2 separate regions of the Homo sapiens genome follow, and region 1 is linked to region 2. The links are chromatin loops, found by intact Hi-C in ENCODE. Cell type or tissue: IMR-90. All regions are shown on one strand. Each heading gives the region's core, and the rest is flanking DNA. Links, peaks and the distances in the headings are about the cores only. Region 1 has its middle 19 kb from the start of SSU72L6. Region 2 has its middle 140 kb from the start of TMEM229A.

Region 1 (16,866 bases), core at 5,267-13,266, 290 kb after region 2:
AATTTAATGAATAGTTGCATAATAATGCAACATATAATTACTATCCTGACGGATGCCATTTTTAAGTTTTTTAAAATTACATGAGAAAATCCTATATTGCTCTCATAGCAGAATCCTGATGGTGTAAGTAATCAGTTAATATTATTTCCTTTCCACTGTCCATTCTCTTTCTTGAGAAGTAAACTATGCGTTCAGACAGAAAATTTCCATGTCAAAAAATGTAGAGAGCAGTCAAAAGCAAATGAGCAGACTTCTTCATGAATATTTAAAATAGCCAGTATGAAAGCACACTTCCATGTGTGCTAATTTCTGTTATTTTAAAAGTCATTTGTGGTTTTAGCTCATGGAGGATGAATCTTAAAGAATTTATTTTCCTGTACAGAATAATCAGGTGGCAAAGAAACAATCAATGAGTGACTATAATGCATTTTGCTACTATCAGCACTAATAAGAGAAAATCTGATTTTCAACTCATAGTAACTAGTCTGATTTTTAAATTAGGGCCTTATTTCCTAATCTCAGAAAATAAGCAAGCTACTCCTTCTCTGTCTCAATAGCTAGCTAGATAGATAGATAGATAGACAGACAGATAATTTTCCTCCTTGTCATACCAATTATAATGACCAATGGTAATTTAAAGCTAAGTTTCCAAAGACTAAACAGTAAGAGAAAGATATTACTGATGCCTGAAAGAATTCTATTGTGCTGTTTCTCTTGGGCCCTAATATATATCCACTGCATAAGAATGCAATATCAGATCTAAATGTGGTATTTCCATTTGCGAGCAGGGCACCAGCTGTCTTCTTAAATTTCCATGCCACTTAATCTAGCTCTAAGTTTGGTTAGCTTTCAATTCACAAAGAAGGCAACAACAACTACACAGGGTCACATTTTCAGCAAGGTCTCTGAGGTAATGAAGTGTACAAAGTATGCTAATAAGGAGAGCAGCTAAGTTAATTCCTTGGGGCAGGTGCAAATACATGGTCCTAGGATCCACTTTTTGGTGCAGTGCAAGAAGCGACCTGTGAATGGGAGGAGTTAACATTGGAAGCCAAGAATTTTAGCATTTTCCAACATTGTTTGGGGATTACCACTTATTACCCTGAAGGTCCACTTCTACCTGCATAATCCTCAAAGGGTCAAACCCTCCGAGATCGTCATCTAGAGAACCACTTGCATCAAAATTATCTGCTGCTTTAGTCATCTATATTCACACAATAAACTAGCAAAAGAGAAAATATTGATATGTCCATTCTAATCACCACCAAGATTTTTCATAGGCTACTTGTACATTTGTCACAGTTTCAAAGTCCTTCATGCCTACACTAAGTCAGAGGAATACAAGGAGATATTTAAATGGGCTTTTAATCAGAGTTTCTAAATAATCAGGTAATTTTGTCAGAATATGATGTAAAGGGTTTGAGATGAGGACATTCCTTGGAAAATAACTTCTCAATTTACTCTGTAATATGCATTTGTCACAGAAGATGGTTTATCAATATTTAAATCACTGAATTAAACCTGTATTACGCAAGCACACACAGAAAATACATGGAAAACAAAAATTCTAAAAGTTACCAAGAAATCATATATCACTCATAGGCATACCTTATGCTATTTTAAGATAATTAAATAGCTGATAGACATAATCTAGAGTAAATCATAGAATTAGAATCACAGAATATTAATGCTACAAGGTATGCTGTTGTGTTGCTCCCCCTTTACCACTCTAATGCTGTGTAACAAAACACCCCAAAACTCAGCGTCATAAAATGACAAAATTTGCTCTCATGTTACTAGGTCACTCGGCATGCCTCTGCTTCAGTTTACTAAGTGTGGGACCGCTAATATTCTGCATCAGGCTGTGAATTGACGGAAGTCTGCCTCATGAGTCTCCTTCTATTACCCCAGCTATCTCGGGATGTTCTAATGACAGAGTTTGGAAGATCCTAGATTGGTAAATAAAAGCATGTGATGTTTCTTACAGCTTAGAGTCAAAATTCTAGCCCTGGAAACTCACACATGGTTACTTCTCCCAAATTCTATTGGCTGAAGCAAGTCCCAAAGAGAAGAAACATACTCTTCCCAAAGAAGTAGGTGGAGGAGTGATTATTGCTGAACAAAAAGTGATTCTACTCAAGCTGTAAACAGTAGCCAAATTCATTATTTTATGGAGAGGAATCAGAACATTTGTTGTCTGTGTGTGTGTGTGTGTGTGTGTGTGTGTGCGCGCGCATGTGACAGAGAGGCGGGGAGAGACAGAGAGAGAGAGATCCAAGGGCTTGCTACGTGTTAATTTCAGAACTGGAATAATAACAATATACTTCATATTTTTAAAGGGGAAATTCCACTCTACTTTAATACAATGCTCTATATTCTGTACCCACATGGAAACTGACATTTTTACTAAGTGATATATGAACAATTGCATATTCACTATTCACTGGAGGATGCAAGAGTATATTTTCAGGGTTTTTAAAAACTGATAGTTTCTTCCTCCATACCCAGTAGACACACACACACACACACACACACACACACACACACACACACGTCCACATATATACAGTAGAGGGAGGGAGGGAGGGAGGGAGGGAGAAAGAGAGAAAAAATACAAATGTAGAAATGCAATTATTTAACAAATTTAAGCTAAGCCAGCTCTAACTGAGTTTGGAGCTGCAGTTTTTTTCCAGGAGCTTAGGAATTTCACGAACAAAATGGAAGCTGACAGGTGATCCCCTTAACAAGTTTGTCATTGTTTAACATGAATGTGAAGTTTAGATTGGTAATCAAGGCAATAAACCTAACGGAGCCAAGAATTTGTGTTCCTTCTTCTTCAGTAAGGATGGAAAACAATTTTTTTTCATTTACGTGACCCTTTTTTTTACTCTCAGGAAAGGAGGATATGCTGATAAGATACGTTAATCAGAAGCTATGGGAAGTAAGGACATTTTCTTTCTTGACATTATCCTATGAATATCAGAAAAGGAATTACTATTACAAAAAATACTATTACAGCTGTGACTTGTGATATGTACTGAACAGCCTGTAAATCTCACCTCACGTCACTCCGGAATTCTCTCACCACACATTTACTGAGCTGCAGATGGTCTTCTTGCTTTCCCGATGGCAGATATCTCTAAACTGTTGGAATTATCCAACACTTAACTTTTTAAACAAGTTTTCAAAAACTTCCTACAGATTTTTTCTTTAGTGCAATGAATGTAGAAAAAGACATATAGTTCTCCCCAAGTGCCCTAAGCAAAGCAATCCACTTTGGTTGAGAGCTGTTATGTTGGTTATTAAAGAAGACAGAATATAGAATCACATTTATGAGGCAAAAGGCAAACTTACACTTTCTTGACAATAATGACTCTACTCTTTTTATAATTTTATGTTGTGTTTCTTTCTATTTTATGTTTTGTTTTTTCATACATTTATAGTGCAATACCATGGAGTTTATCTGCCAAATATTTTCCTTGCTTTGAGTTTCCACTAAATTAATGGGAAAATAAACATCCTCTAGTAGAAACCCCTACATGCTCCCCATAGGCATAACTATTAATTTTTCCTCTGCAGGCATTTAAATTAATATTTTCTGCTCATGAAAAGGGAGGGGTGGCTTAAAAGTCTTTAAGACAAAATTGGCCTTTCTGTAGCTAAACATAAAGAAAATCTCTTCTTTTTCTTCTCTGTCTGTAGTTTGCCTTCATCTCTCAACATAAATAGAAGAGTTAATTGGGAAGAATAAAAGAATCCTTTTTGATATGGCAACAAAAGGAATGCAGAAGGAAATGATGGAAAAGCCAGTGTTTTTACTTTTTATTAGCTTTGTTATTTATGAAACCGTTTTAAAGAAATGTGTTTTCCAAAGGAAGGAGGCCAGACACCCACTACTGCTTCTAGCATACCTACACTGTATTGGAAAACAGAAAATGAATGGGTTTTGGAGTCAGACATTTCCATTTCTGCAAATGACAAACTATACGACCTTGAGTGAGTTATTTAATCTCTATAAGTTTCGATTTCTTTCTTTGGAAAAACAGGGATAAAATAATACCTATTTCATAGACTTGTTATGAGCATTAAAAAATATGTGAAGTGCTTGGTCCTTGGTGGTACTTGGTGGGTACTTGGTCCTTGGTGGGTACTCAGTAAATGATAGCATTTACTATTTGGAAAATGATAATACATGGCAAGCAAAAATAGTTAAACATTTGGAGTAAAAAACAGATCTAGGTTAAAATTCAGCCTCCCTCAAGGCTCCCTGAAGGACTACTGGTGAATTTAGCCTGCATAAGACTTAATTTCTGGATTTTTGTAGGGTCAGAGGGTTTCAGGAGACTTGCTGGCTCTTGGACCCTTGCTTGGTACACAGTTGTTATTAGTAAGCGATACCCATTAATACAGTAGTAGTGGTGGAAGTCATGGTAGTAGTACTCATAGTGACCCTATGAAAATTTTTATTTAATAAAATTATTATAACTTAGTTTTCCTAATGTAATATTTTAGACCCCTTTCCAGACAAAAGTACAGTGAAATCTTTCTAAGAATCCCTCTTGAAACCACATTTCTCTTCTGACACCTTAACAATCCCCAAACACATGCACTACTACAAGAGAACACTTGCAGGAGTGTCTTTGACCCCCTGTGTTAGTCTCCGTACTGTATATACACACAGACAGAGATTTATTTTAAGGAATTAGCTAATAGGATTATGGAGACTGGAAAGTCCAAAATCTACAGGGTGGGCACACAAGCTGGAGACCCAGGAAGAGCTAAAGCTGCAGTTCAAGTCCAAAGGCCTTTGCTGCAGAATTCCATTTTTTTTTTTTTTTGCTTTGTTTAGCCTTTAATTGATGAGATGAGTCCAGTTCACATTAAAAAGGGCAGGCTGTTTTAATCAAAATCCATAAATCCAAATGTTAATCTCATCCCCTAAAACTCTCACAGAAACATCCAGAATAGTATTCGACCACATATCTGGGCATTGCTGCCTAGACAAGTTGACAAATGAAATTAACCATCACACATGGCTATCCCAGTCCTAATGGGATAATCTCTTATTGGTGGGGGAGGACTCCATGCACAAGAGGTCCCTAGGGTATCAGAAAGGAAGGGGTCCAGTCTATTTCATCCTTTGCCTTCTTGACTTAACTTCCATTTTCCTTTAACCTTCTGGGGAATATCATGAAAAGTGAAATCTCTTTGGAGAAAACCCAGACATTTAAAATTTGATAGGTAAGGTTGCAATATAGAAGAAAGAGTGTTCCTGTCTTCTAGACATTCAACTTCCTGGATCACCTGCTCATCCCCTGACAATCCATGCCACCTTCCAGAGTATAAAGATCTGTGACATTGCTCTTTCAACATCCTGCAAGAAGGCAACTTGTTGTAATAATTTATATTTTGGGCCACTAATCTTATATTCTGCTGCTTATCTAAGAAGGTAATTTATATGTTCCAGCAGGGCAGACATGAAATAAATATTATTTCTATTTAGAGGAAATGAGTAGAAAGAATGTACAGAAAGAATATCTTTTTGGCTGACACAATTCTTAATGTTTCTTCAAATGCTGTTAATATTGGTAATTTAACTGACCAAATTTGTCTTTTTGATTGTTTTTATTTAAGGAAGAAGAAAGGCCCTTTTTGTATAAATAATACCAACAAAGCTAATATTTTTTAAAAAAGAAATTCATCCAAAACCAGTGTATCTCTTTATATATTAACTTTAAATAATTGGTTTGATTGATTTCCCCTCTGCCACCTTGAGTTGATTATATTAATTTTAGATAATATCATTCCCAAACTTTAATCCAAGGACAATTGTAGGATTGGCTGCATAAGAATCACCTTGGGAGCTTTACAATAAATACACACTCTTGGTACCTATTTCCAGTCCTTCAGATTCAGAAGGCCCTGGCGCAGGAATCTTTAACAAAGGTCAATTTACACTAATGGCGACAGTCTTAAATTTGCCACATCTAACCCCAAACTGGCCACTCAGATGATAGATTTCTATAGTTTCCTTTGGATGTCTTGCTCTGATCACCTTGGTGATTTTTCAGTCAGATTACTTTATCCATCCTTATAATTTAGCATGTATAACACTGGAACAATTTCAGAGCACTGGCTTCTAAGTCCATGGGGCAAGTGGGATCTGTGGGGAAAATATACATTGAAGATTACTCTTTCTTTCTCCTTTTCTATTTGTTATGATTATTGATGTCTCTTTCTATATGTGTTCCCCAATATGGCAAGTGAGTAAATGAATGGATAAACAATGACACCATATCCTAAATAGGAGGAGGAATCCTGAGAAGGGACTAGATTTGAGTGCCCTGGTGGACCATACTTGAGCCTTATAAACTCTAGCTTCTGATAAGGGGAATACTGTGGCATTTCTGAGCTGAGTTAGCAGAGCCTATCCAGGGGCTGTCTCTGCAAGGCCTAGAGACACCCTTGTTATATAAGCCCCTGACATGACCAAAGAAGTTGCGTCTCCTATTCCTGCTGTTGTCAATCAATTTTATTGGCTCCATAGCTACAGGTCTCAGCCCCTAAATCCAGCCAGTTGTTTAGCTAACTCTTGTTATTAGTCAGAAATCGAAGGTGAGAGATGTGGATCTGTGCAAACCTCTTTTCCAACAATGAAATGGAGGAGGCAAAAGTGAAAAAACATGCAAACCTCAAAAGAGCCATTTTATTGCACATAGGGCAGCATCTATTTTGCAGGAATTGTCCAAGATATCACGGGTATGGGCATCTAAAAATCAAGTGTGCCTTAATTTCTAAAGTATTTGGGAAAAAAATTATTATTTTATGGAAGAATGTTGGCAATTTGGCAAAAGACTTTTTAAAAAGACAAAGTAGTTTGTTAAAATGTTTCAATATGAGACAAATGTGGTATTTTTCCACTGTAGTCACTTGGAAAAGAAACAGCTGAAAACATTTGAAAGGAACTGATAGAGCCCTGAGCCATCATAGCAGGATACTATTGCAAACATTTGCAGCTAGGACTGTTGAGCGGCAGAAAAATTCACATAGCAACTAGGAAGCCACAAAAGGATATGAGGTGGGAAGAAGGTGTAATGATTAGAGAAAAAGTGTTTCTTTGATTGCTCTGCTGATAATACTCACAAAGCAAAAATGCCTTAATAGACAATGATATTAAGGATATAAACACAAATCTATCTTTGACGTGTTCCATCATGCTTGCTATAGGACTTACAACATAAGCTCATCTTTATTCTTCATTCACTTGGTATGTTGTTGGTGCCAAATCCATTAAGGATGATTTATATTTACGGATGGATGGTGTGTGTTACCCATTTGAATATCTTCTCAGTTCCTTCACTTTGGAGCTTCCTACCTTACCCACAAATATAGGCCCTCCTTATCCTTATATATAATGTGTATGTCCTACCTTAAAACCATAATTGATTGATCAGAACTAGACATGCGGCCCACACTGGTTTAATCTCATCCTCTCTGCCCAGGATTTGGTACCATTTAAGCTATCTTGTAATTTATACAAAGTAAAGTTTACACTTATCTACTTGAATCGTGGTACTGGAGTTGTATTTTATTGTTTCATACCTTTAAATGTCAACGGAGTTGAGAGTTTAAAAATAATAAAATAAAAAGAAACAGTTAAAAAACAATGAAATATGATTTTGCAACAAACTTTCTAATTTTCCCAGCCAATGATATAGGGGGAGAATAAACCATCCTTATAATATTGATGTAAGAGTGCTTTTTGCCAATGATAACAGCGATAATGGGGGGTGTTTTGGTCATAAAAAATAGCAAAATGGTTTATTGTTAAATATATTATTATTAAAAAGAATACAAATGCAGGTAGTTTCCCATTTTTAATGTTGGTTCTGTCTCTGATGGCTGAAACTATGAATTACAAAGTCATCAGCTAGCTGACGCCTCCTCACCAGGACTCGCAGAGATGTTTGCAAAAAAGACAAGGCCAATGTCCCAATGTGCACTAATATGCCTTCTTAGAGTCAGGGACAGATAACAAGTTTCAAGACATTCTTCACCTCCTCTGGTCTCATGTCTTCAACTCTTTTCTGCTATTTTTAGTTCTAGTGCCAAATCATTCAATTAAACATACCTTAGAAGATAAACATAGTGAAAAGAGTAAATAGAATTTCTTTGTAAATAACATGTACTCCATAATCTTTCCTCTCTGTGATACTTGGCATTATATCACAGCGCTTCTCAAATGTTAATGTGCATACAAATCAACTGGGAATTTTTTTTTAAATGCAGAATCTCAACCTTACCCAAGACATCTTATTTTGCATGTCTTGGGTAGGGCTGAGATTCTGCATTTCCAACAAGCTCTCAGGTGATGAAAGTGGTCCTCACTTCAAAGAGCAAGGTTCTAAGGTACAGTGGGAAGACAAGAATAGATACCTCCTCCCAAGTTAAGAAAATACTCCAGAGTATACTAACCTAATGAGATTTTTTTTAAGTGTGAAAAGAGTCCTTAACCCAGAAAATGCCAAGTGCTATTCAAAGGGAGCCCATCACATGGATGTAGGAGTAGTCAACTTCTAAAACTTGTAGCTGAATGACATTTTGGGTTTTGACAAATACCGTAACTCTACTTCAAGAGCAAAGTAAAGGAAAAAGGAACTTTGATATCCTTGTGGTCATTTTTACATAGAATTTCTCATCAGAATAGTTGGTGGAAGCTTTTTAAGGAAACAAATTCCTATGACTCAACAAAACCACTGAACATGATTTTGAAATGCAGAACCAGGTTTACGCTTGGACCCAGTAGGTGATTCTAATACCTTCTCCCGGTTAAGACCCTCTGAATAGTAATTATAGTGTGCTTCTAACAAATGTTTCATCTAGTTTAATATGGTGAGGATCTGTTCATATTAGAGCCCATGTCAGCACAACATTATTATTTGAGCTGATGGTAACCTCATTGCATAAGAAAATCTATTTTAATAGCTACCTCCCTGCCAGATAATGGCAAAACATTATTTTAGTACCATATTGATATATAATATTTTATTTGATTGTATTTATAAAGTCCAAAAATATTATTTAATATGGTTTTTAAATGATACATGGGCAATTATAACTGGTCTAGAGAACAGGATTCTTTCTCTAGGTCCCTTATTTTTAAATACAGTAGCTTTCAATAGTTTACAGTTTGTTTCTGTATATATCACCACATTTAATTCTGAAACAACCTGATAAAATAGGTACTATTATTTTCCCCTTTACAGTTGAAAATTCTGAGAGGGATATTTGCCCAAAGTCACAAAATTAGTAAGTAACAAAGCCAGGAGTTAAACAAGTTTGTCAGATACTTATTCTCAACCCTTATGATATACTGCTAGTTTTTAATCACTGTAAGTAATATTAAACAAATAAATCTATTGTTCAAGTCTTACTGAAATCTGCCTCTCATTTTTGTAAAAACTTAAATGTTTGATCTACAATTTATTACTTGATCAGATATAAAATTTGATCAATACCCTTTATTTTCCTGGTACTATATTTTGCATCCTCTGTTCTCCATGCAAAGGCCAGATTGAGAGTGGAGTAGCAGAAGGAGATGAAAGCTCAATAAAATAGAAACCATTCCACTGGTACAGTGTTCTTGTATTCCCTTTTAGAAGAGAGATTTTAAAAGGGTTATTTTATCACCATCTGTGAGAAATTCAGCTTAAATGATAAAAAAAGCTTTTAAATGATTTATGGAGAAAATTTTGCTCTAAACTGTGAAAAAGATTTCTTAACAGAAAGTTGTGGAAACTGGTAAAACAAGTCAACAAAATTACCTTTTTCCTGTGAAATAATCCCGATGTCACTAAAGAATGCTGAGCCTCCACATGGACTGTGGGAGAGGAAAGAAATATACTCACATCTATCTCACGGCCCTAGAGATTTTTACCTCTTAAAATTCATATGCCTAATTACAGAATTGCAAAATTCTTCAGCAGCTGAATGCCATTCCTCTTAGTCCAACAGATGTCTTGCACATTTTCTTCTCAATGGAGCCAATGTTTATTTCTATTAGAAGACTCTAAATCACACGTTGTTTGACACTTCTAGTTTATCTTTAACTCGAAAGGTTAATTTAATGCTTTCTCCACTGCATATTACAAATACTTCTGAGAGTAGCAGCTTCATATAAGGAAACAGTTCAGAACATGACATTTTACCCACCCAGACTCCTAGTCCATCACATGATTTGTCAATTCTAGGCCTCTGGCTTATTTTGAAATGCATTGCCTCACTCATCATGCGGTACATCTTTGCATGGCCCAGGTCCCTCTTCCGGTTCAAGGTTCCCATCTCCCAGCTTCTGGGTATGCTGGAAGCTGGGAGCTCATACCTGAGCCTGCTCTAGGAATTGCACTTTGCAGAAATGAGCTTCCTGGTTCAAGGCTTTACTCAATCCACTGTATAGTAGATATGGAGATATGAAGCTCCAGTTCTCTTGCTTTTGTTTGAATAACTGCCAGGTCCATCCCACGTCCAGCAGTGTATGGATTCAACTGAAGCTACTGCTCGAAATGTAGTGCAGTTCAACTTTTCTTTCTGCCAAATCCTGTTTTCTCACAAGTGTAGGTCCTAAGAACACTCTCCAATAAAGCTCCCACATAAATATCTCAGAGATTTAGAGATTCTCACCACCACCAGTGCCCTGGAACACTTGACCTCACTGCAAAGACAACTTTCATAAGTCTTTTCATTCATCCAGCAAATATTTTTCAGGTTTCCACTCTGTCAGGCATAGTATTAATTGCTGAGGATACAATGATAATTTAGTACCTGATCATGTAGAGACAATCCTCTGGTGGGATTTATTAAAAAACAAAAGTATTTGCAATAAATTATGATATTTGCTACAGCAGGGGAAATCCAAGGAGGGATGACCAAATCCATTTACGGGGATTAGGGAGGAGTCTATAAAGGCAATGATCTCTTGCTGAGAACTAAAAGATAAATAGGATGAGCTGGGTTGTGGGCAGTGAGTTATATTTCAGGGAGAGGAAACACTGGCTTTAGAGATCCTGAGGGCAGTGATAGTATATGAGACACTGAAAGATTTTCAATGTATGTACAATTTAGAGTGCATAACATAAGAGTGGCAGAGCCATAGTAAAGCATTCCATTGAAGGATTTTTAAAAATTTTAACTGAATCATTGAGGTATAATGACACATCATAAACTACATATTTAACATATAAAATTTGATAAACTTAAATATATTTATATATACACACACACACACACACACACACACATATATATATATATATGAAACTGCCACCACATTCAAGGCACTGAAACATATTTGTCACCCCAAAGGTTTACACAGGCCTCTGTTTAAACACTTTCTCCTAGCCCTCCCCAATCCTAAGGTAAACACGGATCTATTTCTTAACTTTTAGGTTCAGGGTGCATATGCAGGTTTGTTATATAGGTAAATTCATTTCGTGGGTTTGTTGTACAGATTATTTCATCACCCAAGCACTAATCCTAGTACTCAATAGTTGTATTTTCTGTTCCTGTCCCTCCTCCCACTCTCTACCCTCTAGTAGGCCTCAGTGTCTGTTGTTCCCCTCTTTGTATCCATGTGTTCTCATCATTTAGCTCCCACTTATAAGTGAGAATATGTGGTACATGGTTTTCTGTTCCTGAACTGGTTTGCTAAGGATGATGGTCTCCAGCTCCATCCATGTCCTTGCGAGGGACATAATCTCATTCTTTTTAATGGCTGCTTAGTATTCCATGGTGTATATATACCATATTTTCCTTATCCAGTCTACAATTGATGGCCCTTTAGGTTGATTCCATGTGTTTGCTACTGTGAATAGTGCTACAACGAACACCTATCTGCATGTGTCTTTATGATAGAACTAATTATATTCCTTTGGATGTATACCAAGTAATGGGATTGCTGGATTGAATGGTAGTTCTGTTTTAAGCTCTTTGAGAAATCACCACACTGCTTCCCACAATGGTTGAACTAATTTACACTCCCACCAACAGTGTATAGGCATTCTCTGTTCTCCACAACCTCGCTAGCTTCTGTTATTTTTTGACTTTTTAGTAATAGTAATCCTGACTGGTGTGAGATGGCACCTCTTGTGGTTTTGATGTGCATTTCTCTAATGATCAGTGATATTGAGCTTTCTTTCATATGTTTGTTGGCTGAATGTATGTGTTCTTTTGAAAAGTGTTTATGTCTTTTGCTCACTTTTTAATGGGGTTGTTAGGGGTTCTTTCTTGTAAATTTGTTTAATTTCCTTATAGATGCTGGATACCAGACCTTTGTCAGATGCATAGCTTGCAAATATTTTCTTCCATTCTGTAGGTTGTCTGTTTACTCTGTTGATAGTTTCTTTTGGTGTGTAGAAACTCTTTAGTTTAATTAGATCCCATTCGTCAATTTTTGCTTTTGTTTTGCTTGCTTTTGGTGACTTCATCATGAAATCTTCCCCAATTCCTATGTCCAGAATGGCATTGTCTAGGTTGTCTTCCAGGATTTTTATATTTTAGGGTTTTACATTTAAGCTTTTAATCCACCTAGAGTTGATTTTTGTATATGGTGCAATGAAGGAGTCCAGTTTCAATCATCTGCATATGACCATCCAGTTATCCCAGTGACAATTATTGAATAGGGAATCCTTTCCCCATTGCTTGTTTTTGTCAGTTTTGTTGATGATCAGATGGCTGCAGATGTGAAGCCTTATTTCTGGGCTCCCTACTCTGTTTTATTAGTCTATGTGCCTGTTTTTTGTACCAGTACCAGGCTATTTCAGTTACTGTAGTCCTGCAGTATAGTCAGATAATGTGATGCCTCCAGCTTTGTACTTTTTGCTTAGGATTTCCTTGGCTATTCAGGCTCTTTTCTGGTTTTACATTAATTTTAAAATAGCTTTTTCTAGTTCTATGAAGAATGTTGTTGGTAGTCTAATACTATTTTTGTCATTATAAATTATCCTGCATTTCTAGAGTATTACACAAATTAAATCACAAAAGTTTGTTTTTTTTTGTCTGGCTTCTTACACACAGCATAATTATTTTGTGATTCATTCATGTTGTTGCATGCATCAATATCTCATCCTTTTTTTTTCCTGTGGTTAATGGCACTTCTATTTACATAGGAGGACTCCCTAAGAGTGAATTGGTTCTGTTCAAATATATGAGGATTCTAAATTTAAACTAAGACGTTGCCAGATTTTTTTTCCAAAGACTTTACTAATTCATTCATAGTCTCACCAGTCATGTGAGGAAGTACTCTCTTTCCCTGTATGTCCCTGGCAGCAATATGCATTACCAGTCTTTTCATTTTTGCTTAATATCTCAATTTTAATATTAATTTTCTGACCTACTAGCATATTTTAGTATATTTTTATTGCACTTTTCTTTCTTTTTTTTAAATTATACTTTAAGTTTTAGGGTACATGTGCACAATATGCAGGTTTGTTACATATGTATACATGTGCCATGTTGGTGTGCTGCACCAATTAACTCGTGGTTTAACATTAGGTATATCTCCTAATGCTATCCCTCCCCCCTCACCCACCCCACAACAGTCCCTGGTGTGTGATGTTCCCCTTCCTGTGTCCATGTGTTCTCATTGTTCAATTCCCACCTATGAGTGAGAACATGCAGTGTTTGGTATTTTGTCCTTGCAATAGTTTGCTGAGAATGATGGTTTCCAGCTTCATCCATGTCCCTACAAAGGACATGAACTCATCATTTTTTATGGCTGCATAGTATTCCATGGTGTATATGTGCCACATTTTCTTAATCCAGTCTATCATTGTTGGACATTTGGCTTGGTTCCAAGTCTTTGCTATTCTGAATAGTGCCACAATAAGCATACACATGCATGTGTCTTTATAGCAGCATGATTTATAATCCTTTGGGTATATACCCAGTAATGGAATGGCTGGGTCAAATGGTATTTCTAGTTCTAGATCTCTGAGGAATCGCCACACTGACTTCCACAATGGTTGAACTAGTTTACAGTCCCACGAACAGTGTAAAAGTGTTCCTGTTTCTCCACATCCTCTCCAGCACTTGTTGTTTCCTGACTTTTTAATGATCGCCATTCTAACTGGTATGAAATGGTATCTCATTGTGCTTTTGATTTGCATTTCTCTGGTGGCCAGTGATGATGAGCATTTTTTCATGTGTCTTTTGGCTGCATAAATGTCTTCTTTTGAGAAGTGTCTGTTCATATCCTTTGCCTACTTTTTGATGGAGTTGTTTGTTTTTTTCTTGTAAATTTGTTTGAGTTCATTGTAGATTCTGGATATTAGCCCTTTGTCAGATGAGTAGATTTCAAAAATTTTCTCCCATTCTGTAAGTTGTCTGTTCACTCTGATGGTAGTTTCTTTTGCTGTGCAGAAGCTCTTTAGTTTAATTAGATCCCATTTGTCAATTTTGGCTTTTGTTGCCATTGCTTTTGGTGTTTTAGACATGAAGTCCTTGCCCATGCCTATGTCCTGAATGGTATTGCCTAGGTTTTCTTCTAGGGATTTTATGGTTTTAGGTCTAACATTTAAGTCTTTAATCCATCTTGAATTAATTTGTGTATAAGGTGTAAGGAAGGGATCCAGTTTCAGCTTTCTGAAACTGAAACTGGCTAGCTAGTTTTCCCAGCACCATTTATTAAATAGGGAATCCTTTCCCCATTTCTTGTTTTTGTCAGGTTTGTCAAAGATCAGATAGTTGTAGACATGTGGCATTATTTCTGAGGGCTCTGTCCTGTTCCATTGGTCTATATCTCTGTTTTGGTACCAGTACCATGCTGTTTTGGTTACTGTGGCCTTGTAGTATAGTTTGAAGTCAGGTAGCGTGATGCCTCCAGCTTTGTTCTTTTGGCTTAGGATTTACTTGGCAATGTGGGTTCTTTTTTGGTTCCATATGAACTTTAAAGTAGTTTTTTCCAATTCTGTGAAGACAGTCATTGGTAGCTTCATGGGGATGGCATTGAATCTATAAATTACTTTAGGCAGTATGGGAATTTTCAGGATATTGATTCTTCCTACCCATGAGCATGGAATGTCCTTCCATTTGTTTGTATCTTCTTTTATTTCATTGAGCAGTGGTTTGTAGTTCTCCTTGAAGAGGTCCCTCACATCCCTTCTAAGTTGGATTCCTAGGTATTTTATTCTCCTTGAAGCAATTGTGAATGGGAGTTCACTCATGATTTGGCTGTCTGTTATTGGTGTATAAGAATGCTTGTGATTTTTGCACATTGATTTTGTATCCTGAGACTTTGCTGAAGTTGCCTATCAGCTTAAGGAGATTTTGGGCTGTGACGGTAGGGTTTTCTAGATATACAATCATGTCATCTGCAAACAGGGACAATTGGCTTCCTCTTTTCCTAATTGAATACCCCTTATTTCTTTCTCCTGCCTGATTGCCCTGGCCAGAACTCCCAACACTATGTTGAATAGGAGTGGTGAGAGAGGGCATCTCTGTCTTGTGCCAGTTTTCAAAGGGAATGCTTCCAGTTTTTGCCCATTCAGTGTGATATTAGCTGTGGGTTTGTCACAAATAGCTCTTATTATTTTGAGATACTTCCCATCAACACCTAATTTATTGAGAGTTTTTAGCATGAAGGGTTGTTGAATTTTGTCAAAGGCCTTTTCTGCATCTGTTGAGATAATCACGTGGTTTTTGTTGTTGGTTCTGTTTATATGCTAGATTACGTTTATTGATTTGCATATGTTGAACCAGGCTTGCATCCCAGGGATGAAGCCCACTTGATCATGGTGGATAAGATTTTTGATATGCTGCTGGATTCGGTTTGCCAGTATTTTATTGAGGATTTTTGCATCGATGTTCATCAGGGATATTGGTCTAAAATTCTCTTTTTTTGTGTGTGTCTCTGCCAGGCTTTGGTATCAGGATGATGCTAGTCTCATAAAATGAGTTAGGGAGGATTCCCTCTTTTTCTATTGATTGGAATAATTTTAGAAGGAATGGTACCAGCTCCTCCTTGTACCTCTGGTAGAATTTGGCTGTGAATCCATCTGGTCCTGGAATTTTTTTGGTTCATAAGCTATTAATTATTGCCTCAATTTCAGAGCCTGTTATTGGTCTATGCAGAGATTCAACGTCTTCCTGGTTTCGTCTTGGGAGGGTGTATGTGTTGAGGAATTTATCCATTTCTTCTAGATTTTCTAGTTTATTTGTGTAGAGGTGTTTACAGTATTCTCTGATGGTAGTTTGTATTTCTGTGGGATAGGTGGTGATATCCCCTTTATCATTTTTTTATTGCATCTATTCGATTCTTCTCTCTTTTCTTCTTTATTAGTCTTGCTAGCGGTCTATCAATTTTGTTGATCTTTTCCAAAAACCAGCTCCTGGATTCATTGATTTTTTGAAGGGTTTTTTGTGTCTCTATTTCCTTCAGTTCTGCTCTGATCTTAGTTATTTCTTGCCTTCTGCTAGCTTTTGAATGTGTTTGCTCTTGCTTCTCCAGTTCTTTTAATTGTGATGTTAGGGTGTCAATTTTAGATATTTCCTGCTTTTTCTTGTGGGCATTTAGTGCTATAAATTTCCGTCTACACACTGCTTTCAATGTGTCCCAGAGATTCTAGTATGTTGTGTCTTTTTTCTCATTGGTTTCAAAGAACATCTTTATTTCTGCCTTCATTTCGTTATGTACCCAGTAGTCATTCAGGAGCAGGTTGTTCAGTTTCCATGTAGTTGAGCGGTTTTGAGTGAGTTTCTTAATCCCGAGTTCTAGTTTGATTGCACTGTGGTCTGAGAGACAGCTTGTTATACTTTCTGTTGTTTTACATTTGCTGAGGAGTGCTTTACTTCCAACTATGTGGTCAATTTTGG
Region 2 (16,866 bases), core at 3,879-11,878:
GTTTATAGAGAAAAGAAAGGAGCCAAATTACCTATAAAGAAAATCCCATCAGACTAACAGTAAACTTTTCAGCAGAAATCTTATAAGACAAGTAGATTGGAGCCTATTTTTAGCCTACCTAAAGAAAACATATGCCAGCCAAGAATGTCATATTCTGCCAAAGTAAGCTTCATAAATGAAGAAGAAATAAAGGCTTTCCTAGACAAGCAAACACTAAGGGAATTAATTACCACCAGACTGGCCCTATAAGAAATGCACAAAGGAGTTCTAAACATTGAAACAAGAGAGTAATACTTGCTACATAAAAGCACACATAAGTACGAAGCTCACAGATCCTATAAAGCAATTACACAATTGAAACTGCAAAGCAACTAGCTAACAACATGACAGGAATAAAACCTTACATTTCAATATTAATCATGAATATAAACAGACTAAATGCTCCACTTAAAAGACATAGAATGGCAAATTGCCTTGAAAAAATAAGACCCAAACTTATGCTGCCTTCAATAACACCCACAGGCTCAAAGTAAAGGGATGGAGAAAGATCTATCATGTAAATGGAAAACAAAAAAGGGTGAGGTTGCTATTCTTGTATCAGATTAAATAGAGTTTAAGCCAAAATTAAATAAACTTTACCAAAGCAGTGAAAAAAAGACAAAGGAGGGCATTATATAGTGATAAAGAGTTTGATTTGACAAGATTTAGCTATGCTAAATGTATATTCACCCAAAGTCAGAGCACTTAGATTTATAAAACAACTACTACTAGACTTACTAAAAGGGATAGATGGTCATACAATAGACAGCCTGTCAATAGAGATAGTCATGCAATTATAGTAAGGAACTTTAATACCCCACTTACAGCACTAGACAAATCACTGAGGCGGAAAACTAACAAAGAAACTTTGAATGTAAATTAGACTCTTGACAAAATGAACCTAATAAACATCTACAGAAGACTTCACCCAGCAACCACAGAATAAACTTTTTTTCACATCTGTGCATAAAACATTCTCTACAATTGATCACGTGCTCTGTTATAAAGCAAGTCTCAATAAATTAAAAAAAGAACCTGAAATCATGTCAAGCATGTCCTTGGACCACAGTAGAATAAAATTAAAAATCAATTCCAAGAGGAAACCTCAAAAACCACACAGTACATGGGAACAAAACAACTTGCTCCTGAATGACTTTTGGGTAAGCAAAAAAATTAACCAGAAACCAAAAAATTTTTGAAACAAATGAAAATAGAGATAAAACATATGCAAACCTCTGGGATCCAGAAAAAAGCAGCATTAACAGGAAAGTTTATCATGCTAAATGCCTACATAAAAAGTTAGAAATATCTCAAATTAATAGCACTAACATCATACCTAAAGGAATTAGAAAAACAAGAACAAACCAAATCCAAGGCCAGTAGAAGAAAATACATAATGAAGATTAGAGCAGAACCAAATGAAATTGAGACCGAAAAAGCCATACAAAAGATTAATGAAACAAAAAGTTGCCTCTTCAAAAGGATAAATAAAATTGACTGATAGCCAGATTAGCTAAGAAAAAAAGAGAAAAGAGTCAGATAAGTATAATCAGAAGTGACAAAGGTGACAATACAACTGATACCAGAGAAATATAAAAGATCTTCAGAAACTACTAATGACATCTATGCACAAAACCTAGAAAATCTAGAGGAAATGGATAAATTACTGAAAACACTCAATTCCCTACTATGAACATCTGTGCACATAAACTAGAAAATTTAGAGGAAGTGGATAAATTCCTGAAAACATTCAGCTCCCTACTGTGAACAACTGTGCACATAAACTAGACAATTTAGAGGAAGTGGATAAATTCCTGAAAACACTCAACTCCCAAGCTTGAACCAAAGAAATAAAAATCCTGAACAGACTAATAATGAGTTATGAAAATGAATCAATAATAAATCTACCAACCAAAACCAGCAGTGAACCAAACAGATTCATAGCTGAATTCTATTAGATGTTCAAAGAAGAACTGGTACCAATCTTACTGAAACTATTCCAAAAAACCAAGGAGGAGGAATTCCTACCTAACTTATTCTACAAAACCAGTATGATGTTGATACCAAAATCTGGCCAGGACACAACAAAAAAAGAACATTACAGGCCAATATCTCTGACTAGCACAGATGCAAAATCCTCAACAAAATATTACCAAACCAAATCCAACAGTATGTCAAAAAGATAATTCATCATGATCAAGTGGGTCTTATTCCTGGAATGCAAGGATTGTTCAACACATGCAAAACAATAAATGTGGTTAGCCACATAAGCAGAATCAAAAGCAAAAACCATACGATCATTTCAATAGATTCAGAAAAAGCATTTGATAAAATTCAACATCTCTTCATGATGAAATCCCAAACAAACTAGGCATTGAATGAACATACCTCAAAATAACAAGAGCCATTTATGACAAACCCACAACCAACATCATACAGAATGGACAAAAGTTGAAAGAATTCCTCCTAAGAGCTAGAAAAAGACAAGGATGTCCACTCTTACTACTCCTATTTCACAAAGTACTGGTAGTCCTAGCCAGAGCAATCAGATGAGAGAAAGAAATACAAGGCATCCAAATAGGAAAAGAGGAAGTAAAATTATCTCTGTTTGCTGACAACATGATTCTATACCTAGGAATTCCTAGAGATTCCTTCAAAAGACTTCTAGACCTGATAAACAAATTCAGTAAAGTTTTGGGATACGAAATCAGTGAACAAAAATTAGTGGGATTTCTATACACCAATAATTTTCAAATCAAGAACAAAATCAAGAACCCAATTTCATTTACAATAGCCTCACACACAAAATACAATACTTAGGAATATATTTAACCAAGGAGGTGAAAGACCTTTACACAGAAAACCACAGAACATTGATGAAAGAAATTACAGATGACACAAACAAATGGAAAATCATTCCATGCTCATGGATAGAAAGGATCAATATTGTTAAAATGACCATAATGCCCAAAGCTGTCTATAGATTCAATGCAATTATTATCAAATTACCAGTGTGTTTTTTCACAGAATTAGAAAAAAAAATCCCAAAGTTCTTATGGAACCAAAAAGAGCCTGAATAGCCAACGCAATTCTAATCAAGCAGAGAAACAAACAAACAAACAACCCCCACCCCCCAAAAAAGCAAAAGCAAAAGCAAAGCCAAAAACAAACCAAAAACAACCACAAAAAAAACCAAAGCTGGAGCCATCTCTTTACCAGACCTTGGACTGTAGTATAAGGCTGTAGTAATCAGAACAGCATAGTACTGCTACAAAAATAGACACACAGATCAATGGAACAGAACAGAAAACCCAGATATAAAGCCACACACTTAACAACTAACTGATCTTCAAAAATGTTGACAAAGATAAGCAATGAGGAAAGGACTCCCTATTCAATAAATGGTGCTGGGAAACTGGCTAGTGATATGCAGAAGAATGAAATTGGACCCCTAGTTATTACTGTATACAAAAGTTAACTCAAGATGGATTTAAGACTTAAATGTAAGACTTAACTATAAAAATCCTAGAAGTAAACCTAGGAAAAACTCTTCTGGAAATTGGCCTATGCAAATCATTTATTGCTAAGACCTCAAAAGAAAATAGAACAAAAACAAAAATAGACAAATGGGACTTAATTAAACTAAAAACATTCTGCACAGCAAAAGAAACAACAGATTAAACAGACAGCCTACAGAATGAAAGAGTATAGCAAACTATTCATCCAACAGATTAATATCGAGAATCTATAAGGAACTTCAATAAACAAGAAAAGAAAAAAGTAACTTCATTGAAAAGTGACAAAGAACATGAACAGACATTTCTCTTGTATGTAGAAGACATACAAGCAGCTAACAAACATGTAAAAAGATGCTCAACATCTGGAATCAGCAGAGAAATGCAAATCAAAACTGCAATGAAATGTTTATCTTACTCTAGTCAAAATGGCATTATCAAAAAATCAAACAATAACAGATGTTGGTGAGGATGCAGAGAAAAGGGGTCATTTATACACTTGTGGGAATGTTAAGGAGTTCAACCCTTATGGGAAACAGTATGGAGATTTTGCAAAGAACTGAAAACAGAACTACCATTTGACCCAGAAATCCCACAACTGGGTATCTTCCCAAGGAAAATAAATCATGTTATCAAAAAGACACTTGCACTTGTATGTTTGTTGCAGTACTATTCATAATGGCGAAGTCATGGAATCAATCTAAGTGACCGACAACAGTGGATTAGATTTAAAAAATGTGGCACATATACACCGTAGAATACTACACAGCCATATAAAGAATGAAATTTTGCAGCAGCGTGGACATAGTTGGAGGCCACTGTGCTAAGTGAATTAACATTTAAACAGAAAATCAAATACTACACCATCTCACCTATAAGAGAGAGCCAAGCAATAAGTACACAGGGTTATACATATGAAAATGATAGATACAGGGAACTCCAAAATTGGGGAGAGAAGCCTGGGGGAAAGGGCTGAAAAACTACCTATTGGGTACAATGTTAAATATTTGGGTGATAGGTTCACTAGAAGCCAAAAACGCAGCATTATACAGTACACCCATGCCACAAACCTGCACAGCTATCCCCTGAATGTAAAAACAAAGAGAAAACTAAGTAAGCAAAGCATAAAAATGGGACCAATAATATCTTCTTTTTATTAGTTTTGATTGTTCTAAAGGTAAGAAGGGATGGCACATAAAGTGCCTATCAAATATTGCTCGGTTCATGATAAGAATAGTAATAATGGTAGTCACAAAAAGAGTCATAACTTCAACAACAATGATGATGATGACAACTAGAACAATTAAGATATTTATTATAGCTTTGAGAAGATTTTAGAATTTTATGAAGTCATTTTTCAAGTAGTGTAAGCTTTCTGTTTGGCAAAAGGTTTTGCTTCCTTTATGTTATAATAATGGATCTTTTGCCAGGCATGGTGGCTCACGACTGTATTTCCAGCTACTTGGGAGACTGAAGTGGGAGGATTGCTTGAGTCTGGGAGTTCAAGACCAGACTAGGCAACATAGTGAGACCCATATAAAAAAAAAGATTTTTCAATTCAAAGTTAATGTTACTAAACATATCAAAAATTGTTTAGTCTTATGCTCTGTGTGGACATGGAAAATAAAAGATGAATAGTGAATTTGTTTTCTTTTTAAAAAAGTTGTATAGACATCAAGACACTCCCACCCTTTTTTGAGTAGCTGTATCACTTTTGAGATTCTGCACGTATATTGAGAAGCTCAAAATAAAAAGCCTGGTTTATAGAATTTTTAGTGGTGAGGACCAAGTTAGAGCTGGCTAGAAGGTTCCCTGCCAAGAGAACTGCAGATGAGCGATTCCCTAGATTAGCACTGAAGTGGGAATAGGGGAAGTGTTTCCAACTGCCTAAGATAAAAAAGCTGAAGCTTAAACATTTTTAATGTTCAGAAAGCTGACACAAGATTACCAGTGCTATACAAATTAAATTATTTTCTTATTTTCTTACTCCTGTGCTTGCCCCCAATGTCTACTCCAAAGGACCAGCAGAAATCTTGCAATCTGGGATAGAAGGAGTGAAACTAAAATGGAAAAAGAGTAATCTGATTACTCCCACCCTTCCTGACTCCTACATATCCCATCTAGGATTTTAAACCAAGATTAAAGTTTTTCAATTGTATGGTCATGGGCATTTAAATCATTAAACAAGTCTTTATTTTGTGGTGTGGAATGACTGTATACAGTTTGTTTTGCCTAGCAGGGAAGAGAAAAGTCAGTGCATCTGCCTGAGTTTTCATTTAGAGAGGTAAGAGAAGAATTGGTTCTACTACTAAACATATCTTTATTCTCTTTCCAAATAATACAAGGACTCCAGAAGATTGAATTCCCCAGTGGACAAGTCTTTGTTATGAATATTTTAATTTTATTATATTGCCTGCTCTTTTGTAGTTGGATGGAGTTACATGACTAATTCTGACCAATGGGCTATGATTGGAAGTGGTGACATATGTACTTCTATGTATATTCCCATGTGTTTTCTTTCCCAACCATGACATCTTGAGAGACTATATGTTTCAGTTGTACAGCTGCATGAAGACGGAACTCTATTAGCCTTGGTACCACTGTGACTTTTTGGAGCAGATTCTCTTAGTGACTGTTGTTGGTTATGTAGTTTGAGTGAAAAAAAGACCTCGTTATGTTAAGCCACTGAGCTTTCGGGGTTGATGTATTGCCCTAATATAACTAGCCTGTTCTGAATAACAAATACACAAATATATCATTTTTTTACGCTCTTCATTCTTTCTTGCATCTCAGATTTTCCATTTAGGGTTACTTTCCTTTCCTCTGAAGTACATCTATTATCTCCTTTGATGTATGTTTATTGGTAGTAGAGTAGTTCCCCTTTATTCACAGGGCATGTTCCAAGACCTCCAGTGGATGCCTGAAACCACAAATAGAACTGAGCCCTAGATATGCTATGTTTTTCCCTATACTTGAATATTTATAATAAAGCTTATAAATTAGACACAGTAAAAGATTAACAACAATAATAAAATAGAACAATTATCAGCAATTTACTGTCATAAAAGTTATGTGAATGTGGCCTCTGTCTCTCAAAACGTGTTATTGTACCGTCTGTACCCGCCCTTCTTCTTGTAATGACGTGAGATGAAATGACTATGTGATTGAGATGAATTGATGAAACAGGATGGAAAGAGGTTTCATCACACCACCTAGAATGGCATGCAATTAAAAAATTGTAAATAGTTTGTTTCTGGAATTTTCCATTTAATATTTTCTGACCATGATTCACTGTGGGTGATGGAAGCCGTGGAAAGTGAAACACTGGATAAGAGGACTACTCTACATATTTTGTTGATCTTTACATATGTAAAACCTAGTTGACTAAACTGAGAGTGCTTAAATTCCCACAGTGTTTGTGTTTGCTTTTGCTAGAGCCAGGTGATGTTCCCCGTCTTATGCTACTCCAGCCCCTTCTACCATCACTGATTCAATCCTAAAATTTTAGGTTGTGTGTTTTCAACTAATTAACACTTTTATATCAGCATTTGTTTCAGGGTAACTCCACCTGTTATGTGTTCTCAAAGTTTACCTAGAGTTTACAAAATCTTTCAGCACTGCATCTTTGTCACATTAGTGGGTAAAGTATGAGGTCCCAGCCCTTCTCCCTAACCACTTTATCTTTTTGCTCTGCATATTTGAGGAACATTACACATGACTTCTCTCTGGGCCTCACGGGAGAAAAGAGTGTCTTAAAAATTTATAAAGCTTTTGAAGTTCTAAAACCTTGGAATTGGAAGATTAGAAATTTTTACTACCTTGTGTAATTTTATTTTGATATGTTAAGTTTCTTGATTACTTCCTTCTTGAAAAATTTATAACCTCCTACATGGAGGAGAACTCAGAGATCATTTTGTAAAATAATTTCAATTTAAAGATGAGGAAGTGTGAGCTTGTTGTGTTAATGTGGCTTGCCAAGATCACACAGAGGGAAACACAGGCTTGCTATGTTTTACCTGAGAGAAAGTTAGAGAGACTGATTAAATTTAGGCTTTAGACTATTTATCACTGAGTAGCAGCCTCTTTACCTCAATACTTAGTTGATTAAAATCCAAAAGTTTCCAGTAGCCTTTAAATATCAAGGAATGGACCACTGAGCTAAACAAACGCTGGAAACAAGTTTCAGAGAGTGTTTCCATTTTATATAATTAGTTGTTTCAAAAACTAAGGGAATCAACTTTTAGACTCCCATGCTAGTAGTGACTATGACAGTGTCAGCAGGGGGCAGCCAGCTCCTAAAATTTGGAAACATGCTTCCTTCTTGTCTTTTCTGTTTAAGTTTCCAAATCAGGCTTTATAAAATCAAGTTTCATAAAACACTTTATGAAATAGTGATACTGCTTGGTTAAATATAAGAAGAACATTCTGCTTTAACTTCAGCTATTCCAAGGCCAACTGGTACACTGAAAGTCAATTCTGACACTAACCACCCAGAGATAGTGTCAAACCAGACAAATTTAAGGCCAGGGTCCCCAACAAGACCACCCCCACTTTAGATGCCAGACACAAGTTAAGGGGGTTCTCAGGTTACCTACACTTCTGATTAACTGGGTGTAAAGTTGGGGATTCCAATGACTCCCTTCAGATGTAATAATTCACAGGAATGACTCAGAGAACTCAGGAAAGTGCTGTATTTTTTTATCTTTTTTGTAAAATTATACTTTAAGTTCTAGGGTACATGTGCACAATGTGCATGTTTGTTACATAGGTATACATGTGCCATGTTGGTTTGCTGCACCCATCAACTCATCATTTATATTAGGTATTTCTCCTAATGCTAATCCTTCCCCCAGCCCCCACCCCCCAACAGGCCCTGGTGTGTGAGTGATGTTCCCCTCCTTTTGTCCCTGTGTTCTCATTGTTCAACTCCCACTTACGAGCGAGAACGTGCAGTGTTTGGTTTTCTCTTCTTGTGTTACTCTGCTGAGAATAATGGTTTCCAGTTTCATCCATGTCCCTGCAAAGGACATGAACTCATCCCTTTTCATGGCTGCATAGTATTCCATGGTGTATACATGACACATTTTCTTTATCCAGTCTATAATTGATGGGCATTTGGATTGGTTCCAAGACTTTGCTATTGTGAACAGTACTGCATTAAACATACATGTGCCTGTGTCTTTATAGTAGAATTATTTATAATCCTTTGGGTATATACCCAGTAATAGGATTGCTGGGTCAAATAGTATTTCTAGTTCTAGATCCTTGAGGAATCGCCACACTGTCTTCCACAATGGTTGAACTAATTTACACTCCCAGCAACAGTGTGAAAGTGTTCCTATTTCTCTACATCCTCTCCAGCATCTGTTGTTTCCTTACTTTTTAATGATTGCCATTCTAACTGGCATGAGATGATATCTCATTGTGGTTTTGATTTGCATTTCTCTTATGACCAGTGATGATGAGCATTTTTTCATATGACTGTTGGCTGCATAAATGTCTTGTTTTGAGAGGTGTCTGTTCATATACTTTGCCCACTTTTTGATGGGGTTTTTTGGGTTTTTTTTCTTGTAAATTTGTTTAAATTCTTTGTAGATCTGGATATTAGCCCTTTGTCAGATGGATAGATTGCAAAAATTTTCTCCAAATCTGCAGGTTGCCTGTTGACTCTGCTGATAGTTTCTTTTGCTGTGCAGAAGCTCTCTAGTTTAATTGGATCTCATTTGTCTATTTTGGCTTTTGTTGCCATTGCTTTTGGTGTTTTAGTTATGAAGTCTTTGCCCATGCCTACGTCCTGAATGGTATTACCTAGGTTTTCTTCTAGGGTTTTTATGGTTTTAGGTCTTATATTTAAGTCTTTAATCCATCTTGAGTTAATTTTTGTATAAGGTGTAAGGAAGGGATCCAGTTTCAGCTTTCTGCATGTGGCTAGTCAGTTTTCACAGCACCATTTATTAAACAGGGAATCCTTTGCTCATTGCTTGTTTTTGACAGGTTTGTCAAAGACTAAATGGTTGTAGATGTGTGGTGTTATTTCTGAGGCCTCTGTTCTGTTCCATTGGTCTATATATCTGTTTTGGTACCAGTACCATGCTGTTTTGGTTACTGTAGCCTTGTAGTATAGTTTGAAGTCTGGTAGTGTGATGCCTCCAGCTTTGTTCTTTTGGCTTAGGATTGTCTTGGCAATGTGGGCTCTTTTTTGGTTCCATATGAAATTTAAAGTAGTTTTTTCCATTTCTGTGAAGAAAGTCAGTGGTAGCTTGATGGGGATAGCATTGAATCTATAAATTACTTTGGGCAGTATGGCCATTTTCATGATATTGATTCTTTCCATCCATGAGCATGGAATGTTTTTCCATTTGTTTGTATCCTCTTTTATTTCCTTGGGCAGTTGTTTGTTGTTCTCCTTGAAGAGGTCATTCACATCCCTTGTAAGCTGTATTCCTAGGTATTTTATTCTCTTTGTAGCAATTGTGAATGGGAGTTCACTCCTGATTTGGCTTTCTGTTTGTCCGTTATTGGTGTATAAGAATGCTTGTGATTTTTGCACATTGATTTTGTATCCTGAGACTTTGCTGAAGTTGCTTACCAGTTAAGGAGATTCAGGGCTGAGATGATGGGGTTTTCTAAATATACAATCATGTCATCTGCTAACAGAGACAATTTGACTTCCTCTTTTCTTAATTGAATACCCTTTATTTCTTTCTCTTGCCTGATTGCCCTGGCCAGAACTTCCAATACTATGTTGAATAGGAGTGGTGAGAGAGGGTGTCCTTGTCTCGTCCCAGTTTTCAAAGGGAATGCTTCCAGTTTTTGCCCATTCAGTATGATATTGGCTGTGGGTTTGTCATAAATAGCTCTTGTTATTATGAGATACATTCCATCAATAACTAGTTTATTGAGAGTTTTTAGCATGAAGGGCTGTTGAATTTTGTCAAAGGTCTTTTCTGCATCTATTGAGATAATCATGTGGTTTTTGTCATTGGTTCCGTTTATGTGATGGATTACGTTTATTGATTTGTGTATGTTGAACCAGCCTTGCATCCCAGGGATGAAGCCAACTTGATTGTGGTGGAAAAGCTTTCTGATGTCCTGCTGGATTCGGTTTGCCAGTATTTTATTGAGGATTTTCACGTCGATGTTCATCAGGGATACTGGCCTAAAATTTTCTTTTTTTTTGTTGTGTCTCTGCCAGGTTTTGGTATCAGAATGATGCTGGCCTCGTAAAATGAGTTAGGGAGGATTCCCTCTTTTTCTATTGATTGGAATAGTTTCAGAAGGAATGGTACCAGCTCCTCTTTGTACCTCTGGTAGAATTTGGCCGGATCCTGGAATTTTTTTTGGTTGGTAGGCTATTAATTATTGCCTCAATTTCAGAACCTGTTATTGGTTGATTCAGAGATTCAGCTTATTTCTGGTTTAGTCTTGGGAGGGTATATGTGTCCAGGAATGTATCCATATCTTCTAGATTTTCTAGCTTATTTGTGTAGAGATATTTATAGTATTCTGTGATGGTAGTTTGTATTTCTGTGAGATCGGTGGTAATATCCTCTTTATCATTTTTTATTGCATTTATTTGATTCTTCTGTGTTTTCTTCTTTATTAGTCTTGCTAGCAGTCTATCAATTTTGTTGAACTTTTCCAAAAACCAGCTCCTGGATTCATTTATTTTTTGAAGGGTTTTTTGTGTCTCTATCTCCTTCATTTCTGCTCTGATCTTTGTTATTTCTTGTAGTCTGCTATCTTTTGAATTTGTTTGGAAAGTGCTATATTTATGATTACAGTTTTATTACAAAGGATGCAAATCAGGAAAACCAACCCAATGAAGAGATGTATGGGATGAGGTCTGGGAGAAAATGCAGATCTCTTTTCTCTCTTCATGGAATAAGGGCATGTCACCATCCTGGCACATGAATGCTCTCTGGCACGGAAAGTTCCACTGAGCTTTGATGTTCAGAAATTTTATTGGGGTTTCATTGCATAGCTATGATAGATTGAATTATTGGTCACATGTTCGAACTCAATCTCCAGCCCTCCTACCCTCTCCAGAAGTTGGGCTGATATCACATAGTTCATAGTTCTAACCCTCTAATTACATGATTAGGTTTTCCAACATGAGCTGTCCCTGTTAAGAAGCTATCTAGGGGCTGACCATGTGGTGCCTCCTTGGCATAACAAAGATACTGATAAAACTCTGAAAATTTCAAGGATTTAGAGATTTCCTCCTAGGAATCAAGAACACAGTTCAGTAAAATTCCTTATTTTACAAAAGAATCACACAAACATACATATACTCATCTTTGCCAAAGAACATTACTGCTTAATAATAATATTGTAGTTATCATTACTATTATCTGTTGCTATCTGTCATTAAAGAACTAAAAAATCCTATGTCTATGATACACTGTAGAAATTTTTTATATTGAAAATATATACAGAGAGAAATTCTCAAGGAAAATGTTTTGCTATTTGGACAATATACAAAGACTCGGTTCTTGATTAAATATTTTTAAAATTTGTAAATTATGAGAGAGGATGTTCTAAAGCCTGGGATTATATTCAGCTCATGTTAATGATGGGCATTGGGGAAAAATGAGCAAATTATACATAAACCAATAGAGACTATAAAACTTCTGAGTGATCAGTAGTGCAGTGTGTTTAATTAGGCATAAGGAAACTATATTCATGTTTTTTTGACCCTGTCCCTAGCTGGCTGTGCTGTCTTGAAGACCTGGATGCTCTCAATTTCTCTCTTCCATTTCCTACATGTATAAGTCATATACAATTATTATTATAATAATTAAAAATACATATTCTTATTTTAAAAATGTAAAAGTCTTTACATTTGATATATAGTGTCAAAGTGGGGCTAAGGCCGTAACCTCACAGGGTACTGGCACCTTAAGTTGGCAATGGAGTTCCAGATTTCAGTGCCTCAGAGAAATGTAGTCTGAATATATTCCACAAGAGTCAATGGACTGCAGACCATATTTGATATGATTTGGCTCTGTGTTTTCCCTCAAGTCTCATGTTGAATTGTAATCCATGGTGTTGGGGGAGGGGTCTGGTGGGAGGTGACTGAATTGTAGAGGTGGACTTCCTCCTTGCTGTTCTCGTGATAGTGAGTGAGTTCTCATGAAATCTGATTAAGTGTTTGACATCCCCCCTCACCCACCACCCTCAGGCTGCCATGTAAGACATGCCTTGCTTCCTCTTTGCCTTCTGCCATGATTGTAAGTTTCCTGAGGCCTCCAGAGCCATGTGGAACTGTGAGTGAATTACATCTCTTTTCTTAATAAATTACCCAGTCTCAGGCAGCTCTCTCCAGCAGTGTAAAAATGGACTAGTACACTGTGAGTCAATTAAACCTCTTTTCTTCACAAATTACCCGGTCTTAGGTAGTTCTCTGTAGCAGTGTGAGACTGGAATAATACAATATTCCCCTATATATAAATGAAACCTGTGAAACCTCTATTTTTGTGTCTAATTTTGCATTAAGAAACATCATTCTTATGAATGTGAAGGGAGAAAGCAAAAAACTCTAAATGATTAATAATTAGTCAAATACAGGGTATTGACTTCAGTTCTAAAAAGTGAAATCCCTGAAGAGACATAAAACATGCTTCTGAGTTGTGAACGCTTAAAAACTGAGCTGAAACTACTTAAATATTGCCCAAGAGTTGTAAACCCTTAAAAACTGAGCTGAAACTACTTAAATATTGCCCAAGAAGAAAGAAGACGTGGAAGAGAGAAAGAAAAGTAAATTAATGGAAAATAAACACATCAACAAAAATTACAAAGCATATGAACAAATCCAACTCCGTGATACGGATTCTCTGCCATTGCAAATTAACACACAAACATAAAAACAACAGCAAAAAGCAACAAAAGAAAATATTTACTCACAAAAATAGGAAACTAAATAATCTAGAAAGTGCTTCAAGTAAACATGTTTAAAATTCTTGAAGAAATAAAGGAGAAAATAATATCCATAAAACAAAAGTAGGGGTTACTGAAACAAAAGCATACTTGTAAATCATGAAGAAAAAGTTAATAAAATGGAAACAAAAATGAACATTATACTTGAGACAGTTGAAGAAAAAACTTGTAATAGAGAACTTTGAAAATTACTGTGACTACAGCCTAAAAAGAGACACATATATGTATAAATATATGTGTGTGTGTCTATATATGTGTGTGTGTATATATATATATATATAAAACATGTGAGTGTCTGTGTGCGTGTTTGAAATTCAGAGAAATAAAGCATAGATTTAGATTCTCTAGTAAAATCTGTTTCCAGAAAGAGAAGCTAGCAATTTCCAAAATTGAAGAGCGATGTAAGTCTTTATACAGAAAGAATACTCTAAATGCTACATATAATAAAAAAAAAAATCAGGTAGACTGGACCTTATGTCATTAAGATTGCAAACTGTTCAATGAAACAATGGTGAAAAAAACATATTTTGGGACATCTAAAGACTAAAATGTATTATCTTCTCTTGAGAATGTAATTGAAATTTCTGTAAAGGGTATATTTTAGCAACAAGAAAAAAATAAATCCTGAAGAAAAAATTGTGACGCAAGAAAAAATGTTCAGCAAAGGCATTGATAAACATATATTGGGAAAATAAAAAGTAATGACTAAAAATATAATTTTTTGAATATTTAAAATAAAGAAGAACTAACATTGTAGTCAACCATTAGATGAAATGTAGAATAAATAGCTCTTACTTGCTATGTCTTACCTGAGAGAAGGTTAGAGGCACTGATTAAGTCTCAGGTTTTATTAAAATAAATTAAGTAGGAGTGTTAACAAGTTTTAAGGGAAATACCAATAAAGAATTAAAAAAGAAACTGTTTCAATTCCAAAGTAGGCAGGAAAGAAAAAACAGGCAAAGATATAATATGATAATAGAAAATATAAAATAAAATGAATGAAATTTGTTCAACTATAAGTAATCACAGTACATATAAACTTCATTACAAGAAAGAAACTCTAGAAACAACTATAACTTATTTATAGTTGGCACAACCAAAATAAAGTGGCACAAGGCTGTGAACAGAATGTTTATCACTCTGTACTCCCCCTAGTCCCTCCCAGTGCCAATTCATATGTTGAATTCTAAATCTCCAATATGATAGTACTTGGAGATGGAGGCTTTAGGAGGTATCTTAGTCTGTTTGGCTTGTTGTAACAAAATTCCATAGACTGAGTGACTTCTAACAACTGAAATTTATCTCTCATGGTTCTGGAGGCTGGGAAGTCTAAGATCAAAGCATCAGCAGATTTGGTGTCTGGTGAGGGTCTGTTTTCTGGTTCATAGGTGACACCTCCCTGCTCTGTCCTCACGTGATAGAAGAAGCAAGGCAGCTCTCTGGGGCCTCATTTATAAGGGCACTAATCTCATTCATGAAGGTACTGCCTTCATCTAATCACCCCTCAAAGGTCTTACCTCCTAATTTCATCATATTGGTGATTAGGTTTCAACATGTGAATTTTGGAGGGACACAAACATTCAGCCTATAGCAGGAGGAAATTAGGTCATAAAGTTGTAACCCTCATGAATAAGATTATTGCCCTTATAAAAGACACCAGAGAGATGATTGTTCTCTGCTCTCCACCGTGTGAGGATCCAAGAAGATGACCATCTGCAAACCAGGAATCAGGCCATCAACAGACATTGAATCTGCTGGTACCTTGACCTTGGACTTTCCAGCTTCCAAAACAGTGAGAAATAAATGTTTCTTGTTTAGGCTACCCAGTAGATGCCATTCTGTTACAGCAGCCTGAATGCATTAAAACACACAGAAAGATTAAAAAGAAGGGAATGGAAAATAATCACTAGTACCACCTCCATGCTACTCTTGCTACTTTCACAACCATAAGCAACATTTATGGAGTGCTTCCTTTGTTCTAAACATTATTCTAGGACCTTTACACATTTTATCTTACTCATTCTCATTGCAAGCTTAAAGTAAAAAGTAATATAATAGTACTAATACCAGGTGAACAGAGTTTATGAAAATAACATTTCCTCCTTAAGCCATTTTAACCCCATACTAGCTACACTACTGATAAATATCAAAGGGATTTTTCTGAGATGAAAATCTGACCATGTCAGTTATTTTCTTCAAGGCTTTCATTTTCTACATCATAAATAATACAGGCAATTAAACTTCTACAGCACTAACTACATCTCAGGAACTCTCTGACTACTTTATATGTGTATGTAGCTCATTTAACCATCACACAACATTATGAGGTTGTTAATGAATCCCATTCTTCAGATGATTAAATGAGGCACTGAGGCATAATTTTCCCAAGCTTACACAGCCATTAAGTGGCAGAGCTGTGAGTTGAATCCAGGAGTACATGGCTCTAGAGATCATGCTTCTAACCACATTATGCCACCTATCTCAACAAACACTTTGACTTCTAAAATTTTATTTTTGAACTCTTACATATTTTGTCACCGTGTCTCTCATCAACTTTCAACACACACTGTAATTTATCTATAACAAACTATTAAGCTTATGATTTCTGCAATTTCAAACTTAGTACCTTTACTGGTGCTACTTTCTTGGGCTGAAGTAGCCTTTCTATCTGGTGTACTTAGAAACACCATTCAAAATTCAGCTCAGGAATATTATCTTCTCTGAAGCCTTCTCTGGTACTATGGGTGAGAATCAAAATATTTAATAACAAGTAGGAAGAGGTACCAACCAAGTAGAATAAATGCTTTGATCAATTAGAAGCAATGCTGGGTACAATCACTGCAGCAGTTTGGTCCCTGAGTTCTTGGCTCTCACATAAATAGAAAATAACACCAGGCCAAACAGAAATTGTTCTCAGGCCAAGTTTGATAGGCTTGTGGCTCAAGCAAAGCAAGGGGGCAGTGTATGAGAAAGGGATCCTGGTGCTAACTTCTGCAGGGGCTTAGCTCTTGTCATTTTAAGGAAGCCGAGGGGTAAAAAGGAGCAATATGCAGGCATGAAGAGGCAGGGAACTTTTAGCACCTGTGCAGTTCGACAACATGCCTCTTCATGCATTTCATGTCTCATGTTAAATTTCCACCTCTGGGTGTAATGACATTATAGTGAGGAAAAACTCAGTGAAAGCTCAGCACTAGAGGCCATCTTGTCTTTAGCTGGCTGGATCTGATTAGATTTTTATCAGGAATGCTGGAGTCCCGCTTTGACAATCTTTGGAGAAGTAACTCAAGGAAATAAATGGGTAGGTTCTTTCTTTCATGGTTGGGAATTCAGCTTGGTCAGCTAAGTTAGGAGGAGGCATCTTTCTGCTACATAA

The links. Peaks named below come from ENCODE experiments on the same cell type or tissue, not always from the same donor. Only the 100,000 strongest peaks of a DNase experiment are listed, where the experiment ranks them.
Region 1: it touches region 2 in a loop (5-fold over the local background); 3 of 110 quality-filtered maps call a loop at or near these places.

The regions. Positions count from the first base shown.
Region 1 is chr7:124,449,299-124,466,164 of GRCh38, forward strand. No RefSeq gene overlaps it. Among named protein-coding and RNA genes, the nearest start is that of SSU72L6, 19 kb to the right of the region's middle. In IMR-90, for the core only: no CTCF peak of the experiment used is centred there; DNase peaks (open chromatin) are centred at 8,733, 10,223 and 13,133; H3K4me3 peaks cover 168 bases; H3K27ac peaks cover 2,950 bases.
Region 2 is chr7:124,163,441-124,180,306 of GRCh38, forward strand. No RefSeq gene overlaps it. Among named protein-coding and RNA genes, the nearest start is that of TMEM229A, 140 kb to the left of the region's middle. In IMR-90, for the core only: a CTCF peak has its summit at 7,832 (motif pointing right); a DNase peak (open chromatin) is centred at 7,831; H3K27ac peaks cover 187 bases.